2 separate regions of the Homo sapiens genome follow, and region 2 is linked to region 1. A link is a loop called in an ENCODE intact Hi-C map of the cell type or tissue named here. Cell type or tissue: mammary epithelial cell. All regions are shown on one strand. Each heading gives the region's core, and the rest is flanking DNA. Links, peaks and the distances in the headings are about the cores only. Region 1 has its middle 120 kb from the start of FST. Region 2 has its middle 140 kb from the start of MOCS2-DT.

The links. Hi-C counts contacts between places; a loop is a spot of excess contacts. Peaks named below come from ENCODE experiments on the same cell type or tissue, not always from the same donor. Only the 100,000 strongest peaks of a DNase experiment are listed, where the experiment ranks them.
Region 2: it touches region 1 in a loop (2.9-fold over the local background); 4 of 110 quality-filtered maps call a loop at or near these places.

What each region holds. Positions count from the first base shown.
Region 1 is chr5:53,357,595-53,369,142 of GRCh38, forward strand. No RefSeq gene overlaps it. Among named protein-coding and RNA genes, the nearest start is that of FST, 120 kb to the right of the region's middle. In mammary epithelial cell, for the core only: no CTCF peak of the experiment used is centred there; DNase peaks (open chromatin) are centred at 4,307 and 5,087; H3K27ac peaks cover 2,500 bases.
Region 2 is chr5:53,239,164-53,250,711 of GRCh38, forward strand. No RefSeq gene overlaps it. Among named protein-coding and RNA genes, the nearest start is that of MOCS2-DT, 140 kb to the left of the region's middle. In mammary epithelial cell, for the core only: no CTCF peak of the experiment used is centred there; a DNase peak (open chromatin) is centred at 7,138; H3K4me3 peaks cover 241 bases; H3K27ac peaks cover 2,500 bases.

The DNA.
Region 1 (11,548 bases), core at 4,145-6,644:
AAAAATACCCCACCTACTCTCACTTCCTGTCTGCTAATCTCTAGCTTTGCTGAACTCAAATAGAAACCAGAAGCCAAGGGAGCTTGAGTGGTACCGTCCATAAAGAGGCCAGGCTTTGGCCAATATGGCGAAACCCCATCTCTACTAAAAATACAAAAATTAACCAGGCATTGTGGCACATGCCTGTAGTCTCAGCTACTCAGGAGGCTGTGGCAGAAGATTCACTTGAACCCAGGAGGCGGAGGCTGCAGTGAGCCGAGATCGTGCCATGCATTCCAGCCTGGGTGACAGAGCAAGACTCCATCTAAGAAAAAAAAGAAAAACAAAAAAGGCCAGGCTTTTGGAGAACGGAGCTGGTAAGAGAAGGGTAAAGAATGAATTTCGAGAGGGAAATGAAGAATAATCCGCATTGTATTTCAGAAGGCCCTTACTGGAGGATCAAGATGCTCTGTGCCGCAAAAGTTGACCATATCATCAAGTTGTAGAGTCTTTGGAGCTAAAGACAGGGCAAGAGGAAATCCCACCCATGTGATTGAGATTAAAAAGAGTCAGACAAATGAGTTTCAGCCATTAAGGATGCCAGAGCTGGAGAAAGCCAGATTAGCAGCTAAGTCCAAGAATAGCAGATGGGTCAAAACTGGGAGGTAAGTCAAGACTCAAAGGCCAGACTGAAATGGGATAAAGTCAAAAGCAAAATGACTTTGGCAACTTCTGCCTAAAGGGCTGACATGTCTATGGCACACGTGATATCAAAAGACACCAGTGGAAAAAAAGCAGCGGAATACCCAGCACAGAGAAGGAAAGTGCTATTAATAGTTGAAGACTCAAAGATTAAGATGCCACAAATCGTATAATATGCTTCATTCAGCTATGTCAGGTGACACAAAAATAAAGAAGGCAAGGTTATGGAATGGATGCCAATATAGCGTTGATGTAGTAAGAGCTGACTTTATCTCTTTACAGTGGATGATACCAGAACTTTAAAAGTCAGCGCACTAAAAAAATATCATGCAACCTGGAAGAGTCTTCTAATCCATCAAAAAACCATTCTGAGAATTCATGGAATACAAAAGTATTCTTTAATGCTATTCACCTTCCCTTCCAATAGAGACCAGTTTGCATTTATAAATACATTACTGGTGAAGGTCTCTGAAAAGAGAACAGATATTGTACACAGAAGACAAAGCCATAGAATAATTCCCTTGGTGGCAGATAACCTGGGCATCAAGATGAGCTATATTCTTCCATAATTTTTACTATTAATTGTCGTGGAAGCTGAAGTCTGTTGTTGCAAAGTGCTAGTTGTTTTGAGTGGATGCAGAGTAGAAGGAAGCCAGGAAGCATAAGCAGAAAGCAAATACCAGAGTTAGAGGTCAGGGTCGAAGATAAAAGAACAGTCATTCCTACATGCCTAATAGGAATAAAACCAGGAGCTTTCAGTTTAGTAGCAGAATCATTGAAGGAACATGGTGTGAGGCAATGGTTTAGGTAGTGAAAAAGAATGGGTATATGGCAACTCAGCAAGAATAATCCAAGATGGAAGTCAAATGGCAATAAGTTGACCACAAAGGGGGTTTTAGCAGCTAAGCCCAGCCTCTCTGAGTTTTACCAGCTTCATTCTACTGTTATGAATAGTCACCTGAGTTTGCTACTATTTTGCCATATTGCTAGTTAGGAGGCTATGGCTAAGTTCTGAAATGTAGCTAAAAGTGGACATAGGGTGGTGGCTATGGGAATGCAAAAAATAAATAAATAAATAGAGTAATATGTCGAAACATAACCGACAAAAATCCCAGCAAGAAAGAAAGAAAGAATAACATCTGTTCAATGCATTCTCGTCCAAAACAAATCAGGGCAGCAGAAAACCAGGTGTAATCCCTTAACCAAATTTAATAACTTCTGTTTCCCTTTTCAGTTTTTTCTTTGTCTTATTTAACAAAATTGTGTATGCAAAGCTGATATTAGAATATTGGCTGCTAGCAAATGCTTTTATTCCTTCATTTGAGCATAAGAATGAAGTAAGTTTACAAGAAAAGAAAACAGCATTTGTGATTGTGATAAGTGGAACCTGAGTACTCATAAATTTTGTCATGAATTCACAAAATTGATACATTCTCTTGTGTTACAGACAATATGTATAAGATAATGAGCTGAATGATACCATGAAAAGATTAATCATGAAAAGCAACTAAATTTACAATATTAAAAAGTCATGCTTTGGTGTTTGTCTTCATTGCCTGGAATTGAGTACTTAAATCCGAAGAGGAAGACTGACTGAAATTTTTACAGAAGCCATGTGTCAAAGCAAAACAAAATAAACACTATGCTAACAAAAATACAATATCACCCTTCAGGGAGAAAAAGTGATTAAATCCCTCTTACATATTTCTTTACCCAACATGTGGCTCAAAACACAGATGATAAGTGCTCTGAGAATAAACTAATGTGAAACTATAGAAGAAAAATTCCAAATATTTTCCAGTTCTTCCTTTGGGAATGATTAGGAGCCATTGTGGTAAAGAGAGGTTGGATTCATCCCAGCACTGTATTGTGAAGAGCAGTGCAAAATCAGAGCCAAAATGGGGCAACAGGTGACCCCAAAGAGGTCAACAGCTTTTGTTTATCCAGGTATCTACGTAGCATAGATGATAAAACCAACAATGAATCTCTTTGTCCTGGAAACTAAACCGGAAATCTCAAAACTATGTTTTCAGTGTTTCTTGGCTTTCATTCTGTTAGAAATCCTGCCACATTTCAGTATTTTTATTCTTGACTTGAATGAAATCAGAAAGCAGAGAGGCACTTGAGAATTCTGTTTTTAAATAAAAGTAAATATTTCCATGTGAGTTTAGGTCTCTATTTCGTATTTTTGCGACCCAATTACAGAGATTAAATGTTCCACAGATGTCATATTTCTTCATGGCATGAGTTTATTGAACCAAGATCAGGTTAATTTTAATAGGAATGTTAATATGTGTCTGCAAGGTGTTTAATAAGCATTTCATAGTACACTTTTAAATGCTTGGTCAAGAATTGTGCAAACAGTAGTCTTTGGGTTTTACTTTTTATTTTTCATGGTGACTGCTGAGAACTTGGGTGTATTAACTTACCTATTTAGGCACCTGGGTCAAAGCTTACTCTAGCTTATTTCTCTTTATTTGGGTGCAAGCTATGTAGATGGCAACCCCAGATACTTCCGAACTGACTTTATCATTCAGCAAATGAATTATTCCATAGGAAGTTAAACCTTTTCTAAAACATAGTTCAAATCAAAAAGGCCTGACTAATTCTAAGAGACTAACTTTGGAATAGAGGATAGTCTGTCTTGAATTTATTTTCCTATGGATATCTTACTGGGTTACATATTTGTGGCTGGATCTGACTTCTAATAGTAACATCACCACTGAAGGATTATGAGTCACTCTGTCCCCTGGATCTACATTGCAGAAGAGTTGCTTGGCTGTTCCAACTGATGACTGAGGGAGGGTCTCTATCTGTCAAAGGGTAAAGGCAGGATGATTAAACACTGACACAGTCATCTACATGACCTTAAGCATATTTTAAAATTTTATCTGTTCTTGACTTTTTCTCTTCTGTGTTTCCTTATTGGTTAAAGCTTGCAGACTAATTTACTTACCAGAGTAGAATTTGCCATTTAAAACAGTGATCGCCATTGTGTCTTTGTTTCATGGTGGGATAAGTAAGGATTAATACTTCTATTATTATAATGTGACCTGTAGTGGCTAGAGAGGAACTAGCTGGCCATGGTGTCATTATTATTATACCACTTTTTATTTTTCCTTAATCTCTTTCACTGAAAATGGCAGAAACTCCTTAATTTTAAAATCAATCATCTGGACTCAGGAAAAGGCACAGAAGTGGTATTTGCCTGTGACTTTGGTAATGCTGCCACCAGTAAACTGTCTCTCAGAGAGAGCCATTGTATGGATTAACCACTGTATGGAATCTAGTTTAACATTTTAAGATTACCCAAAAGTTACCAACAAGCAAAAATAATCTTTGGATACTGTCTATTCCCTGCCCACAATTCTACCTGCTGGTATGCTGGTGTCAAAATAAGAATATCTCCGTGTAATATTTTATCAACTTGGTGCTGAAAGGGTGAATTAAGCAGAAACAGAAAGAAATAAACAAATCCAAACTTGGAAAGAGAATGGCTTTGATTCTCACACTCATTCTAATCTATGGAGGTCTCAAGTGTAGTACACACATGTCCCATCTGTTTTAGGCAAAGCACTAACTCTTCCCTAACAAAAACTGTGAACTCCCTCCAGGTCCACACACATAGCTACACAATGTGTTCTGTTTAATCATGTCTAAGGAACTGGGGAAGTAAACCACAGTTACCCTAGCTGAAATCTAAAAAATGTTGTGTAGGCCGGGCATGGTGGCTCACACCTGTAATCCCAGCACTTTGGAAGGCGGAGGCAGGAGGATCACCTGAGGTCAGGAGTTCGAGACCAGCCTGACCAACACAGTGAAACCTCGTGTCTACTAAAAATACAAAAAATTAGCCAGGGACAGTGGCGGGCACCTGTAAACACAGCTAGTGAGGCAGGAGAATCACTTGAACCCAGGAGACAGATGTTGCAGTGAGCTGAGATCGCACCACTGCACTCTAGCCTGGGTGACAGAGCAAGACTCCATCTCAGAAAATAAAAAAATAAAAAATAAATAAAGATAAAATAAAGACTGTTGTGCTTGGTGGTTCAAGTGGACTTGGTGGCGCGTGGCCCAAGAGGGAGTTCACAATTTCTGTTAGGGAAGAGAAATACCACATGACAGGGAGATTACCTTAAAATGGAGTTTCCTTTTACTAAAAGTTAGTGATATCAGACAGACAAAGAGAATTTGGTTCAATTTTGACTTTGAAAACTTTGTTACAAAAAGAAATACAGCACTGTCTCCAAAATGCCTAATACTGTATTAGTTGGTCACAAGGCTGGGCAGGCTTCCTGGCCAAACTCAACAAAGGAACACTAAAGGAAAGTAATTCAATGACAGGCCATGTATAATAGTTTCAGAATGCAAAAAGAACAAACATGAGTTATGACTAAACATTGTAGACTTAGGCAAAAATGTTTAGTTTCGTTGTAGTAAAAGATTTCCGGATGTTAATTCAACCCAATGTATCTGCTGAAACTGATTAGAGAGGATGGTAGTTGTAGTTGCAGAATCCGGAATTCCACAGCACTGACTGTACAATGTCAATTCCATTTCTGCGAAACCAAACTGCTATTATCTAATTTCTCTCCTATTACTTTTGACTCTTGATGACAAATATGCAAGGAACGGTGCCAAAATCCAGTTGGCACTTCATTATCTAAACTTGTTCCATGATGCCTAAGTTTTAAAATATTTGATTTTATTATAGTAAAAAATAAAAATTGTGACTAAAACTCATGGGAATGTTAGGATAACATGGAAATTGGTAAACCGAGAGCTAAAAATATTACTAATGGTCTTATTTTCTGCCTATGCTACTAATGCAATGAATGTTAGGAAAGTTGTTCAATCTTTCTTACATTTTTTTCTGTGGTTAAGCAAAAGTAATGTTTACCTGAAAGTTTGCTTACAGCTAAAAAATTTGAGAACTAAAGATATTTCCAAGTCTATCATACAGTTGCACATAACTAATAAAAGGGACTTTAAAAAATGAGTAATTTAATGTATAGATATAAAAACAGTGAATACATTATTAAGCTTTTACATATATTTCCAATTTTTCACTTAATCAATGACCAATCTACACATATGAGCAAATGCACAGTTACACAAAAAAACACTGAAATAGACACAATCACACACTCCAATCACCAACTCTATGTCTAGTCTTGTTCCTCTCTCTACTCACTCCTGTGGTTTCTAGAACCAAGACCGGACTGGAACAGCACACGGAAAGAAACCATAAATTGTCAATAGAACATTTTAAGACTTTTTTTTTCAGCTTTTTACTACAGAACATTTTAAATGCATAAAATGGTAGACAGAACTGATAACAAACTATTCCCAGAACCTAGCTTCAACAATTATCAACTAAGGGTTAAACTTATTTGATCCATATTCCCATCTACTTCTCCTTTCCATATTCTTTCAAAGCATATCTCAGATATCATAGTATTGTATCCACAAATGTTTCACAATATATCTCCGTAAAATAATTACTCTTTTAAAAAATAGCCAAAAACTCATTATATCAACTTAAGCAATTAAAAATGATTCTATGATAACAAATAGCCCACCCATGTTCAAAATGTCTAACTGTCTCTTTTTTTAACAGTTGGTGTCAGTCTTTTTGAAAAACCTTTAGGGAATATTTAGCCATCTTCCTTTCCGTAGCTTGTGTACTCATATGAAAATTAGCATGGACACAATATGACTTGGATCACAGAAGAAAGCTCAGTGTGAATATGTGGTCTCTCTCCATTTTAAATGATGTAATTCTTGGTCGAAGGCTCACAACTATTAGTTGTTTAGGGAAAAAAGAAATCAAATAGTGCACATTAGTTTCTAAAAGAAGTCAGGGAAAATCCAACAAGTTTTGTAGAAAAGAGAATCTTCAAGCCAAAGAGTAATAGATGTTTGAGAATGCAGAGCTTCACTGAAGCTGTCTTTCCCCAAAGGAGTGCAGAGAACACAAAGGAACCTTGCAGTTAAGAAGGAAGCACTGCTAGTTAAGGGCACATGCTCCTCCCACAGCTCACGCATCAGCCAACTTTCTTCTGCAAATGTCATATCTCTCTCCAACAGCAAACCAAAGTTTCCAAAGTGAATTTCAAAGTATTAGAATTTACAACTGATTTTAAGCACTTCAATTTGGAAGCAGATTTTAAATCCCAAATCGGAGATGTGTCTTGGATCTTGGCTTGCCTCCCTCTGTAGGTAGGGATATATAAACTACTTTCTTGAGCTATTAGTTATTAAGCATAAAAATATATATTATTAATAAGTGTTTATAAGCATTAATATCCTGCATATAATAAAAACCAGTCACTTCCTTTTTATTGCCCAGAATTTGAGACTGTGTACTGCTTGAAAAATTTTGTATAGAAGGAACAATGAAGGTCTGCTGCCCTGGGAACAGCGAGTGTAGCATCCCATTCCAACATGTGGGGACTTTCCTGTCTGCTTTGGATGGTGGGGAGTTTCTTTCAGACTGGAAGGAATAAAAACTGTGAAAGGTTCATCAATATAGCTGCAAGAGAAGGAAATATCCTCTATTTATTCATGTTCAACAGGAGTGGGGATAACTTAAAATAAATGACATATCAATAATAAAACCATTAACAGAAGAACAAAGTAACATAATTGTAAAGGAGATAGATGTACTATCATAGAACATAAGAGATGGAAAGTGTCTGCAACTAAACATAGCATATAGGTCTGTTTCCCTAAAATCAGGAAAAGGAGATTTATTTTTCTTATCAATACTTATAAAAATGTAGAAGTCTTTGGAATATCTCCAAATAGTTTTTAGCTTTGAATAATTAGAAAAGCTTGGCATAATTGATGAATGTATGTTTATCTGTTCTAAACCTGAATTCCAAGTTAATTAGTCAAATCTTACTCCTTTTCTTCAAGAACACTAGGAATTTCTTGGTTTTATTAATATCCCTATACATCTGACCTTTGTTATTATAATAGGATATATATTCTTATGGCTTGCATGCAAAGTGTTCTCAATTGCTCTTAGGTCATATTGCCAGTTACAAGAATTACTAATTATACAGATTTGGATGTGGACTTAGGACGGCTTATGATCCTTGGGAGATGCTTCAGAACACTCTTTTGGGTCATTTAAACCAAAACAAATCAATAATGATGACCAGCCAAATGAAGCAAATAATTGATCCATTTCATTCCTTCTCTTGGCTATAGTAGTCCAGGTCATTTTCATTTTCAGGTAATAAGACTAACAAACTCATCATCATTTTTTAATCTATTCAGAAATATTTTTTAAATGTAAACATATGACAGTGGATCAAAATATAGTCAGTAGGGGGAAGTGTCCTCATGAATTCGTGAATTATGTGCTAATTTCTTTCCCTCGTGTTGTTCTAAAAACGTGAGTACATTAATAACAATATGTAAGTAAAATTTCTTAGGGTTGCATAAAAAAAAACCTAATTAAGCTCATTAAAAATAAATAAATAAGTAAATACTAAATAAATAAATAAGGAGGGTGCAAGGGGGGAAATCAGAACATTTTGTTAGGAAACGTCCTAGAAATGTTCAGCTGAGTTAGATGGGACTGGCTCTCCTGACTTCAGAGGATGAACCAGTACCTCTCTCCCTTCCCTTCTTTATTGGTCTTCAGGTTTCTTGTTTCTACTTCTTTTCAGCACCTGTTCCATTCTTTTCTCGGCTGAGTGGCTTAATCTATAAGATTCTTGAATGCTTCTCCTCCATTATCTGAGCTTATGGGTAGATTTGTCCTGCTATGTCACATATTCAGGGCCCAATTCTCTTTGACTCCCAGCTCCCTGCCATTGACTGGATTACACAGGATTCTAGGACTTCTTGGGTGTCATCATTCCTACATTTATTTACTAAGGGAGTAAACGTTTTGGGAGAACTCTCATAGGCCAATATGCAATAGAGGCTAGAGATTTAGAAATTATCAAGATGGTTCTCCTGGAAGAGAAAATGGGCCAGTGATTAAGATCCAAATGATTTGAGTGTGTGGTAGTTTTAGTAAGTGTGGGAGCACTGAGTCAGGGGCTTTGAAAGCCTGGAGATATCAAAAAATATTTTCCGTTTCTCTCGTATGCCCTACTGTTGCCTGTACAGAGATGTGGAAATTGCTCATCATTCGTTTACGTATCTATTGCTCATTGACTAAAAGCTCCTCCAGAGTAGGGTGCATGTTTTACTCATCTTTGTCCCCGGTAACAATAATCTTTGATGACTAAATAACATATGAAATGATGCTTGAACTGAGATATCAAATGCAAACAGGAAATGGGTTAAAAAATAAAAAGAAGGAGGTGGCATCTTGCAACTGCAGGTAACCAGGTTTCAGAGACATGACAGGCTGCTGTACATTCAAGGAATTGCAAGCAATTCAGAGAGGCTGGGACTTCCAGGTTCATGGGGAATGGAGGAAAATGGGGCTGGGATGTTGACCAGGTTTGCAAGCTTCATGAACAAGTTTTGACTTCATGAACAAGTTTTGACCAAAGGCAATGGGAAGCTGTTAAAAATTTTAAGCAATACTCATCAGATCGGAAGTACGTCTTCTAAAGTACATTCTAATAGTCACGTGCTGATGGATTGTAGTGATACAGCTCCATCTCAGGGAAAGACTTCAGGGACTCTTGGGAATACAAGTAAAAATGGACCAATCAAGTCACTTCTGACCCAGACCACAGCCCCATCCTTGGGCACAACTTAGTACAGCTCCAATGGTGAAAACCCCTTCAGAGTGACATAGGCCACTTGCTGCGAATTCCTATTTCTTAAGAACCAGCATCTGCATCAGAATACCACAATTTTATTTTCTCACAAGCTTCTTGATCTGTCCTCACAAAAACATTTAGATTTCTTTTTTTTTTTTTTGAGATGTAGTTTCACTCTTGTTGTCCAGGCTGGAGTCAATGGTGCGATCTCACCTCACTGCAATCTCTGCCTCCCAGGTTCAAGCAATTCTCCTGCCTCAGCCTCCTGAGTAGCTGGAATTACAGGCATGCACCACCACACCCAGTTAATTTTGTATTTTTGGTAGAGACGAGGTTTCTCCATGTTGGTCAGATTGGTCTCAAACTCCCGAATTCAGGTGATCCGCCCACCTTGGCCTCCCAAAGTACTGGGATTACAGGTGTGAGGCACTGCGCCCAGCCAACATTTAGATTTTAATTAATTAAATTTTCCTTCCAACGTAGTATTTTTCTAAGAGCCTACTCCATTGAGGTCTTGGAAGACCAGGCCATTTAGCCTCCACTCCTGGAAAGGCCTTGCTCTTTCTATTCCCACTTTCCTTGAGGCACAAAAGCAAACACATATGGACAAGGAGAGCAAAACTAGTAATGTTCACTGGAGTGTGTGAAACTGTTAGGGTAGTCATCACTGCATGAAATATGGCCTTTCCCATCCAAGTTTCCACTCCAATAGAGAAATGAGGTTGGATTGTAGTTTACATTGTCCTTCACTTGGTGCAGTTTTCTCCATTCTGACATTTTTATAAATTTAAAACAAAGAATCTTTGGGCTTTCCTGATACTGACACCAAATTCTGCCTGTAATTATGTCCACATTCACCAACTAAGTCACTGTTCTCTATATGAGTAAGTCACCAGCTATAACTATATTGAGGAAAGAACCCCCAATCTAGCATCATACCCAGCCCTACCAGGCCTGTGTAAGCTTGAATACTTCTTGATGTAGCCCTCAGCCTCAGCTTTCTCATTTGTAAAAAGAAAAAGGAGGATAGATGTTAATTCTAAATGATGGCCTTTAGCAACCCTTCTGACTCTTCGATGCTTTGATAAATGCCCAAATGAAACCTGAGATACAAAATAGCACATGCCATTGCATGTGAGCAAAAGAGATTTCCACGTTCATCAAAGTATCCTCCTCACCATCCTCAAGGTTGATCTTAGGTTCAGAAAGGCTACAGACTCATCAGAAGGCAAACCACAATAACAAAAGAAAGTTCTCCTAAAAACCGGTATGCCATTGTTTCCTTTTTAGTTAAAGTAATGGGGCAGAAATATTTTTCTCTTTTCATTGTCTTTATTTACATTTGCTTTGTTCTACATTTTCTATTTTTAAATAGATAATACAAACTCCAAAAGGTTGTTCAGTGAAATTAATGTAAATCACCCTTCCTTCTTTCTCCCTCCCTTTACCCTAGCCACCCAGTTTATCTCCCCTGAGGCCACCACTGTTCCTTGTCAGAATTACTTTTGCTACTAGATATCATCAGAACTATTTTTTATTAATGCAAAAATAATTCCTAGTTGCATTAACATTGCCTTCATTTAAGCAGGTGATTATAGTAAACATATAAGGCATGTGGGCCTATTTGTTTGCTCTAGCTCCTGCTTAACTATTTCCTTTGGCTTGAGTGCCTTGAGGTAAATCTAAGGTCAACGTCTAGCTGAGTCAATGTACAATGGTGACACAGCAACACATTTAAGACATCTGGTAAGCAGGGAAGCCAGGCAGAAAGAGTTAAGAATGGAAATTTCAAAATCATTCTTCACTCTACCCACAGTTCTTTAGAATGAGAGGCACCTGCTTGAAATACATGAACTTTAATAAGAGCCTCTGACTCAGAAAGTTCTACCTCCCTAAAGAACTTGGGGGACCCAAGTGTAAGTCTGTAGAAATCACTCGGAACCTTCCAATGAAGAAATTGACTTTAAGGGAAGCTCAGTTAGTTTTTACCGGTTTGCAAGAACTCTGTGGACCACAATTTAATGTTAAACACAGCACAAAAAAAGACTGTTCTGTCTTAGCAGAGACCAATCAAGAGCCAAAGCCTATGGAGGACCAATCAACAGCAAGGGAGGTGCAGGAATTCCAGC
Region 2 (11,548 bases), core at 5,960-8,459, 120 kb before region 1:
TATGACTGTCCATTTTGATTTTTTAAAATTACAATTTTAAATAATTGCAATTTTTGTCAGAGACAAAAAGTTGTATGTTATCGTGAATTTAATATATATACATTTCTTTTATTATTTATTCTATCAATGCTCAGCACTGCACTCCCGGCACCTAGCATAATATCTGGCACAAAGTAGATGACTGAAAGGGAAAAAATGTATAGACATTGAATATATGTGTATATATATGTATATATGCATATGTACATGTGCTTACACACACACACTTGCACACACCCACACTGTACTTGAATTTTCTGTTCTTATTTTCATGACTCATTTTGGCAGTGGATGTGCCAGAACTTTGGGGAAAATAATGCTTAAGCCAAGTGTGTCAGAGGGTTGTAATAAAGTGAGTCCTGGGAAAGTGCAAATTGCTTTGTAGAGGTGGAAGAGCGGAACAATGTGCTGTTGAAGGGTCACTAATGGTCTCCTGTATATTGCTTGACTCAAGGTCCATGACAGAACTGGATACCTTCTCTTGTCTTTCAGATTGCCCATCACTGGCCAGGCACCAAGGGTTAAAAAGAAATGAATTGAATGAAATGATTCCAAGGGTTTAGTGGTTTCTAGAAAAACTCTAGGTCTTTGACCCAGGATGTTTCTAGGACTTAAGTTTTTGTCAGGAGCTACTGGATAAACTGTGGTGAGATGTTTCAGTCTTTTTCTTCAAACTGTGTACATTTTTACTGCTTCCATGTTCTTAATATTTCAAAATGAATGGGCACAGAAGAACTAAAAAGGCAGTGTAATTCTGAGGGGAAAATTACAGAAAGGAAAATATATTGTCCAAGTATTTATTATAGACTTAAAAAAATCATGCTGTACCTTGTCATATCACTTCAGAAAATATTTGAAATTAATTTCATTTTCCTCCCTATTGCTTCTCAAAAAATATACTGCTTTAAACTTTAAGAAATATCCTAATCTAGGGCCATGAAAGAATAGGATAAAAATTTTCAGCCAATTCCAAACTGATCAAACTTGCCCATTCCTTATGTAATTGTATTTTGACCTTCTAGTTATTGAATTTTGCCCCTTTTAGATATTGAATTATAGCCAGCTCCACAGTGAATTACAATTAAAGTTAATAGACAGTCTTAAAATTAGGAAACCTGGTCAAGTTTTGAAAGGCAGATGCCAAGTAAATGAGGTTTCCAAGTGCCCCTCGCCTCCAGGTATGGAAACATTTTTCATCATGATTGTGTTCTGTGGCAGGCCTCAGCTGGGAAAAGTTTTGTTTACAAAAGAAAAGAATAAGCAAGAGTTTCTGAAAGTGAGTAGCTCTGTTGAATTTACATGCAAGCTCCTTACCCGGACAGACAAAACACATCATCTTGTCATTTGTTCTCCACCTGCAGGGACTGTTCTAATATTGTTGGGTTGGGTAGTCAGGACCAGGCCATTGGCAGCCATCATGTTGGCTGATCACTATGGCAACCTCAGAATGAGCAATTATGGAAAATGCCTTTTATTCACCTTCTCTTTGTCTCCTCCTCTCCTATTCAACTTTCTCATCCCTAGGCTCCTCTGAAAAACCTACCTAAAGAGAGAAAAAAAATTAACAATACACTGTGTTCTAGGATCATATTTCTTTCATATTGGCTGACATCCTAACACCTTGAGCCATGGGCTGTTCAAAAAGGATTAACTGTGAAAGGTCAGTTCTGGCCAATACTGCAGTGAGACTCATCCAACAGCAATATAAATGTGGTCAAATACTATCCAGGGAACTGAGTGCTTCTCCAGATCTATTCCATCCAGCATTGTTTGGGGGACTGTGTTATGGAAGATGTGGCCTTTCCAAACAAAGAGAAAGGCAAAATCACTGGAGGGGTTTAAAAATGGCAAATATCTTTTCTCAAATGGAGATAAGCCCTGGACATTAAGAACCTTGTCTAGTACCAAAAAAAGGCACAGCATCATTTGTTTTCTCAAATGAATGATTCTACTCCTTTTTTTTTGTACTAGATAAGATTCTTAATCAATCTTTCCTGAATTGCAGGCTAAGGTTATTTTTGTTTGCTAGTGTTTTGGGTTTTCCCCTTAGATATTTCTAAGTATGACATTAGAACCTCCTGGTTTCATTATGAATGACAGATAATAAGACTGACCCAAGAAAAGAAGCGGATAATAATTATCAACCTATCAGCAGGAGAAAAAGCCCATGTTTTCCTGATTTTCAGCTTTTTTAATTACCAGAAATTCTTCACACCTCCAGATAAAATTGAGGTTCTCTTGTACCAGGTCTAGTTTATGACCTTGACCAGATTTGCTGGGTTCTCCCCACCCCGGGGCTTCAACTGCTTGCTCAGTGGAGTATCCCAGCAGTTGCTGTCTTGACCTCATGTATAAATGCTGCAGGTTGTCTCAGGATCTTCTGGGGTGAGAACTGGGCTTTAGCACTACCTTCAGCAAACCTGCTGTGTCAGAGCCCAGAACAGATGTGATCCAGTCAAACTAAACTTATGGGTGGCTCTGGCTTCTCTACGACTTCCAGACTCAGATGACGAGAGTGAAATTTGCCCATAGAATGCAGATAACTCAACTTGGAAAGGGTGGATTTTGATCAGCGAGGGCCAGGAAATGGGAAGGAACCAGCAGATGAACTCCTTTGCTTTCGTTTTCCTGATGGACTGTTCTGGCATAATATGTACAAGAAGATGTCCCATATGCCTGAAGAACCTGCTACGTGTGAGTGTGTGTGTGTGTGTGTGTGTGTGTGTGTGTGCATAGGTGTGTGTGTGTTTTAGGCTGTAGCCAACTCAGAAATTTACCATCTAGTATTTGCTCTCCTTTCTTCCTGCTTCATTCATCCTTATCCCCTATTATTGTTGTTGAGGGATTCCACCTTCCAATAAAGCTGACACACTTCATCTTTGTTGCTAGCTCTAATTTTTAGGAAACCCAGACTAAAATGCCATCAATAAGACAGTAGCTGTATTTTAAATTTCTGCATTGTGAGAAAGTACATGTTGCTAAAATACATTAAATTCAATTATGTTTTAAAATAAGGTAATAGTCAAAACACAATGAGATAGAATCATGAAATTGTTAATATTTGAGTGTTCTTGACCTACAAAAATGACCATATCATGTGGTCTAACCTAATAATATCTATGCTGGAAGCAATGTAATATGGTGGTTAAGAGCTTAGGAGTCATGTTGACTGAGCGAAAAATCTGTTCTGTCACTAACTACCTGTCTGACATTGAACAAGTTATTAATTCACTCTAGGTCCAAAATACCTTACTTATAACAAGAGGATAATATATAGGCTGGTCGTAAGAATTAAATTATGTAACACATACAAATAATTTATAAATTTGTTATTTTTATATAAAATATTTATTGCATCCATAGATAATGTGTCCTGTATACACAAATTTAAGCATCCTTTTTTAAAAAATCTATTCTGTCCTCCCATGACTTTAGGCCAGGCATCCGTGCCCCGAGGTTGGAAACCATTGACTCAAAACATATTTATATGTCACAGATAAACAACATAATGAAAAGAATGTGTTAACAATTACTGTTATGCTTCTACTTCTGCACCACTAATTTCAGTTCTGTGAATTGATTCACTTTTATATATGAATATTTAGGATCTCTACTAATTTTCTTAGGTTATTATGATTTGGGTTTCTGTAAATCACTTTCAAAAATATTTAGATGACACAAATTATTTGTCTTAAAAATATTAAATTAGGCCATTCCCCACTTTTCCACAGCTACTTTCCTCCACCTCTAGGCTAAATTTAATTTCATTCCTCACTTTATTACTAGATTAACAACAACAATGACCTAAGGTAATAGAGTAACACTTATCTCCATGACACACTAAAGAGCTTCTAAGGATCTGATCAGCCCTCGAGTACCTACTGCAGTGTCCTATTGAACATTTACCCACTTAGATTAGGACATTTTCTAATAATAACCATAGGTAATATTTACATAGTTCTATATTATTTTCAAAGTATCTCGAATATTACACGAATTGATCCTCACAGCACATCTATGACGCTTTAGTCAAGCATTTTAGTTGCAAATAACAGAAACCTATGTCAAACTTTAAGAAAAAGAGGACATTTCATTATCATCAACATCAGCATCTCATGAAACCCAAAGGCAACTGGCCTCCAAAAAGGCTGGAACAGGGACCTGGAAGGCCAGGAAGTACCAAGGTCAGTATTTTTGTTTTTTGTTCTACTTTTCTATGTGCACCTGATTCATTGTACCCAAATTTGCCATCAAACCTTCCTAATTTACTTCTCCTGTCATCAAGTGACCAGCCCAGCTGAATTATCGTTACTCAGTTTCAATTCCAAATTACCAGGAGAATGTAGCTCTGATCACCCCAATTTGAAAAGTTATCTTTTCCTAGTTCTATTGTCTTTGGCCAGCAGGGCGGAGCCATCTACCACAAAAATGGCTGCCATGGCTCACCTGTGGGCGAGGGGGCAACTCCAGAACAAGGGAGATGTAATAAGTTAAGCAGATAACTCAAAAATGCATCCACTATTTTTGTGGGAATTATAAGTGTTTCTGCTTTATAGATGAGAACACTAAATAAAAGGTTGAATCCTAGGGTGAGGTAGAAAAATCAGAAATCTACCCAAATATTTTGACTATAAATTTTGTATTTTTTGAGTTCTACAACTTAACCTCCCTGGAAGCTGACATAGAAAGGATCATCAGTAAAACTACAGCCACCTTAACTGAAGAGGTAATATAATAATATGGATAAGATAATCCACTTAACGTTCTTTGAAAGGGTCTAGAGTTGGGCCTTGAAGAAACAGACCATGTTTAGTTGTCCAAATCTGGAAGACTGAACGAAGCAAAAATAGTGAAATCTGATGATGGAGAGACAGAAAGAGGGGAAGGCTGTGCTAGAAAAAGGTAATACATGTCATCATATATTTGCCTTTTAATGGAATCTAATTCAAGAAAACACTACTATTTTGGGTAACAGTAGTTTGTGCTTTCTCCAAACATAAACTCCCATGTTTTGGAGATGAAGAGAGTCTAATTCATGTCTCTAAGGCATGGCATCTGATTTCCGTTAAGCACATCGCCTGATTCCTTTGAGCACACAATGATCACTTATGAGCTTTGGACAAAGTTCTGGCCCCTCCAGTGCTTATTTTCATAGTTGACATAGACCATACCTACCTGACTTCAAACAATAGGATGACGGGTTCTCTACAAAAACATCTAGGTAGGCATTTTAGCTGCATAATGCCAAAAAACATCCTGGAATTTGGAAAAGCTCAGCTGATTATTTTAAGTTTTGGGTTTTCAAATTTTAGAAAGTCTTATTAATACATTCTCTAAGGAAGTGTCCTAATTCATTTTTTAAAATATGCAATATTGTTTGAAACATCTGAGCAACAGCCTCAGACTTGGTAAGCAAGATTTTGGCTGTCAGTGCTATTTAATTTAGTCCAAACAATATTGGACTAAATTACATCTCAGAGAGTGTATATTTGTGGCGAATATATTAATTAATACTTAAAAATTAACTAGTCCTTTAAAATCAGTATGTTTGGTAAACCTATATTTCTCTTGTAAGGATACAAATACACACATATAAGATGTATGCATACATACATACAAACATACATGCACATATATACAGGAATTGGCCAAACTCTCTTGGATAGTCAGTGCTAGAGCAAGACATTAGTCCTACATTCTTGGTAATTAGTTTTCAAATTAATCATGAGTTTGGGCTGCCCTTAAACAATAAGGAAATGTCATCATAACCCCCATCTAGGAAAAGAATGCTGAGTGAAACTTCTGCTCTCATTTAGGAAAGCCTGATGGTGATTTCTATACATAGAGAGAGTGAATGAAGACACTTGAAGCTGTTAGATTGAAATACTGAAGGGGACAGGTTACAAGAGCAACCTGCTTTTTGGAGTCTTATACCCTAAGAGTTATTAAAAGAATGCAGCACAATGGGAAAAAAATAAATGCTTTCACAGCAAAATGCTTCCTAGTGCGACTGAGCATGTCTCAATTTAGCACATAGGCATTATTGATGAAATTTAAAAGGGCAGTACTATTTCAAAAATCCAACATTTTCTTTTAATTAATATTTTTTTTTACTTTAAGTTCCAGGATACATGTGCAGAACATGTAGGTTTGTTACATAGGTTTACATGTTTGCTACACCTATCAACCCATCATCTAGGTTTTAAGCCCTGCATGCATTAGCTATTTGTCCTGATGCTCTCCCTTGGCTCGCCCCCCAATCCCACGACAGGCCCCAGTGTGTGTTGTTCCCCTCCTTGTGTCCATGTGTTCTCACTGTCTTTTTATAAATTTTAAAAAGACTGTTTTTAAAATATGGAGCCAGAAATGTTTCATGTATAATGGCACATCTATGGTTGTTTAATGAATAAATTGAACAGGTGATAACTTTATGCTTGCCTAACAGTACACAGTTTTCTTTTTATAATCAACATTGATCAGAAGCAACATTAAAACTAAAAACAGGTTTTTTTTTTTCGGGGGAACAGAGTCTTGCTATGTTGCCTAAACTGGGCTTGAACTCCTGGGCTCAAGGGATCTTCCTGCTTTGGCCTCCCAAGAAGCTGGGCCTACAGGTTTACACCATTGTGCCTGACTATAGTTATTTTTATAATCAATAGTTTACTTCCAATATAATATAACAAAATGGTTGGAGCCCAACATCATACAAGTGATCTTATTAGCAATTCTGTGTACAATGTTTGCTTTTAAGATTTTCTCCTAATTACATAAGATAGATAGCACTGCATGCACAGAAAACAGTGTAAGTTATGAGGAAAAAACCCACAGCATAAAAAGAATGTTTTTCATTTAAATTGTTTTGCTTTTTAGACAGCTTGACTTGCTCAAAAGCAATAGGAGATCCTTGACTTCATTTCTATTTCAAAGCACAATCACCACTTAACATCTGTTTTTTTCTGGGCAGTTGAAACTATCTTGCTGACCGCATGACTGCAGATGAATGTTTAAAAAATCATCCAGTAATGTGCAATCTCATTTGAGGCAGGCACTATCCTGTCAATTTGAAGCAATTGTGAATAGTCCTTACTAAATATTTCTAATGCCATTTGATAGGTGTCACTGACTTTTAAGAAAACCACTGAGCCACTTCCTTTCCTGACTGTGTTTGGAATTACCGTACACATCTTTTTCCTGGCCTCTGGCAGAAGCTTGTAATGTAGATAAGTTCATATGGCTGGTTGGAAAGGAAGAAGGTGTGTATTACTAGACCCAGTACAACAAAAGGTGTGCACGGTTTCAACCAAAATTAAGAATAGGAGTGCCTTAGAGAGACGCTCCTGAAATTCTTCTACAGACGATACCCTGCTTTGGGGAATAATTTTTCTCACTATTAATGCTCCTCCTTTCTGTCTCCGTTTCCACCCACACTCCAAAACTGTAGTGAAACCAGTGTTCACTGTAAAAATAGTTATGAGGAAGTCTGAATAGCCAGAAAAGATTTGAATAAAAGGGATGACGATATGCCTGTATCACAAATGAGATCCTAAAAAATGTTTTTTTGTTTCGTTTTTCCAGAAGCTTCCATATGTGACTACTTTTTAAATTCTCTCCCATGGACACATTTATACCTTAAAACTTTGCCTTATCGTTTCCTTGGCTATGGGATGAAAGAGAGTTTCAGAATTCTTTCAACACCTTGCAGAACTGACATGATGTGTGGTATAGTTCAGGTCTGTATGCCTAAATTAAATTTTGTGTGTTTATAGAAGCAATTATGAACTTTCAAGGTTCTGTTCTTATAGAAATACTTAATATAGAAGATGAAAACCTCCTAATCCTTCCTCCAAAAAGAGAACCACTCTCAATATTCACTGCATATCACCATTTCCCAAGCAAAATATTTTTTCTATACATGTACTAGCATATATTATTACATCCTCTTTCTACAAACTTATTATTTGATCACAATTTCTAGCAAAAGTCCAGAAGGACAAGACTGTTTTCACCGTTTTCACATTCTTTTTCTTATGCTTTTTTTCCTTCTTCCTTGATCTAATTCCTTTCTTTAAAGAAGCATGGTCTTTGGTGATGGAGTTCATAGAAATTTCCTGACATTCTCCAAAAATTCTATTCAATATTAAACTATAGCATTCATAACTAACATTTTTTTCGTTCAGGAGAATTTACTAAATATATTCTAAGAAAGTTTGCTATAAAGAAAATTGCTGGCAAGTGAAACAATCTCTCTTCTGATTTCCATTTAAAATTAAATATGCCTAACAATTAAATATGTCTAACAAAGGATTAGAATTTCATAAACCTTTAAAGTTACATTTAAAAGAAAAGGGTTAATTTGTGACTAACGTAATTAACATTAACACTCAATATAACATCATGAAAAAATATATATTGACCAGCTTAGTTCTATTAGGATTTTTAAGAATGAAATGTTTTTGTAGTTCTCTGCCTAACAGTACTTCCAAAAGCATGGCATAAATAAATATTCACAGCAAGTTTGTCCTTTAAAATTTATCATCAACAAAGAAGAAAGTGAGCTGGAATAGAAGACACGAGCCCAGGTATCTGTCTTTGGCTCTGCTACCAGCTGTTTGCATTTATCTGAGAAAGTAATTGAGTTTCCAAGACTTTGATTTCCTTATCTATAAAATTAAAAGCAACAATTGAATTTGTTTAAAGATTTTTTGAAACACTTAAATCAGTCGATTACTGACCTTGGTGAAAACTGTTAGGGTCATCTAGTTGTTTTAACAAAACATCCCAAATTCAGAGGCTTACCACAAGAGTTTATTCTGTGATCATTATGTGACCAAATCCAGTGAGCCTGCTCCCGGAAGCTTTCTTCCATGTCTACATTGAGGAACTGAGGTTTCTTACATCTTGTGGCTCTTTCATTCCCTACACCTTGGATTCCTCTGCACCTGATCCACAAAAGAAAAAGGACAATCACTTAGTAAAAAACCTTTCATAGAAATGGCACACCTTATGTTTACTCAATTACAGCAGATTATATTATCCCACCTAGCTGCAAAGGGGACAGAGAGATGTAGTTCCTAGCTGTGCTGTCACTTTTCAGTGACAATGCTACATTACGGAAGGTGGAACACAAGTTTCGGCAGACAATCCCACAAACACCATCCTAATTAGAGCCAGTGATTCTGTGTAACCGTGGGAAAAGAAGTAATGGTGTTGGGAAAATTCAGTGAGTACCAGCATACTCGTATGGCTCCTATATTCAAGCAACACCCCATGGCACAGTTGATGGAATAGTTCATTTGCCAGGAAATATTAAGTTTTATTAATAAACTGTGGAAAGTCAGAATTTGAGCTAATATCTGCCCTACTACAGAATCTGACAGGGTCCTATGCTCTGCAGCATTTTATCCATCCAAAAGAGTCCTACCATTTCCAGTAGCAAGGTGCATTGACTCTATTTCCATCTTAAATCTGAAACCATTTCAGCCAGCTCTCTCCAGACTTCTGGCAATTATGTCTTATAAATTTCCCTGCTTAAGACTGGCTACATAATCTGTTGGTCCCAGTGAAAAATGAAAACCCAAGGCGCCTTGGTCAAAAAACAGGAAAAAGTTGCCATTAAAAGTACTAAAATATCAAGCTTTTTCCTTTCTTCTAGTGATCCCTCTCTGTCATGTTTTTTATTTGCTATCTAATGCCATCCTAAGTCAAGAAAAATTAAAATTTTAAGTTAATAACATAAATTTTACCGTTCACCTTCATATTGTGCCATGCCAATTTTAAATGTAAATATAAGAGCATTTAACTGGTAGGAGATCTCCAAAATTTCCCAGTTCATATTTACTGGCTCAACCCTGCAGGCCCTCTGAGCTGACCAGAAAGGGAAAATGCATATCAAACTCAGGAAGGTTGGAAGCAAGAAGAGAGAACTCCCCAAAACACAGAACCAATCCCTGGAGCAGTCCAAGCCACAGGTATACTTGCCAGAGAGAGTAGACGTCCTCCACCCTACTTCCACCCCTCACTACAAAGCCCTGGCTGGGGACCCAGTCCAGAGACATGGGGCATGTAGTGTGCTATCTCAGGTCCCACCAGCCACCCTTGGAGAAGTCGAGTTAGGCATCTCCCCTTCCCACTGGCCCAGCTCAGGGCAGACAGGTGAGTCCAAGAATCTTTAAACCTTTCCACCCAGAATCGCTCAGTCCCTAGATCAGGGTAGGCAATAGGCTGAATGCATGAGGTTCACCAGTGCTGGAAAGGCTGCCACCGGAGCTGCCTCCAGTTGCCACCAGCCTCCCACCCTGTCCTCCTGTATGTCCAGCCCAAGCCTCCCCCATTCTCCCACCCCCACTCCATGTCCCATCATATTTCACCTATACAACGCAAATTCAGGAATAAGATTATTAAGAATTTCAGGACTGCAATAGAAAAACATGAGGTCCTTCTGAGCATGGGCCTTGCACAGTCCTGCTGGCCACAAGCCCCATAAAGCCAGCCCGACCTCTACTTCAAATGAATCAGTCTTGAGGAATGATGTGTCTTTCCTCCAGCCAGGATGTAAATAAACCCTGAGACTCCACATGAACAAGCCTTGCCAAGGAGTCTCACTCAAAGAAACAGTCCTGTAAAATAACCATGAGTAATGAAAAATAATTCTATTATTTGCTTGTGTTATGCAAAGAGAATTTAACTCACAACTCAAAGCAATAATTTTTCAACTCCTAGTCTTCTACTTTACAATTCTCTCTCATCCAAGCTTCTCTATAGTCGTTTATTCTTCTCTTCACTTTCCTCTTTGCAGCAAAATATGTTCTCCCTGACACCAACCCCATAAAGCTTTTGCTCTCTTCCTTCCCCTCTACACTCTCCCTCAGCTGTTGTGTAAATCAACTCAGCCACTTGGTTTTCTTTCATTTTTTCCTCTGCCTTGACTGTTACTAAGGTTCTCTGATCCAAAGGGGAGCCCAGAAACTGATGCAAAGGACAACAATCTTTCCCGCTGACAAGAGTGGGAGCAGGGCACAGACTGCACATACACATTCGGCAATGATATGTGTCCTAAGTACATGTTAATAATTTCATCACACATGTTGACTTCATTTATCCCCTAGAATAGCTCTTGATGCTGTAGCCTCTAAACAGCAGCTCTCTCTCAATGACTAGTAAAAGCCACAAGCGCTAAGTTTAAAGAAAACCTGAGGGCAGAGCTCAGCTATGGCACCTGCTAACTATGTGACACTCTTTGGGTCATTTAATCTGAGCCTTTCATTTCCTCTGTGATGTGTATAAACCAGTATTTGGGGGTAACCCTGGAAGCCTAAGGAATTGACTCTTTCTCAGTCCCATATATTAATTTATATATTAATAAGTAATATTAACTGATCTTAAGAAAATGCATTTCAAGGAAAAGAGGGCGGCCTGAATTAAAGAAAAAATGTCTTTTTGGAAGAGACACTGGGTTAGTAATAGTTCATCAAAGCTTTCTGAACTTAAGTAGAATATCTCCAAACACCAC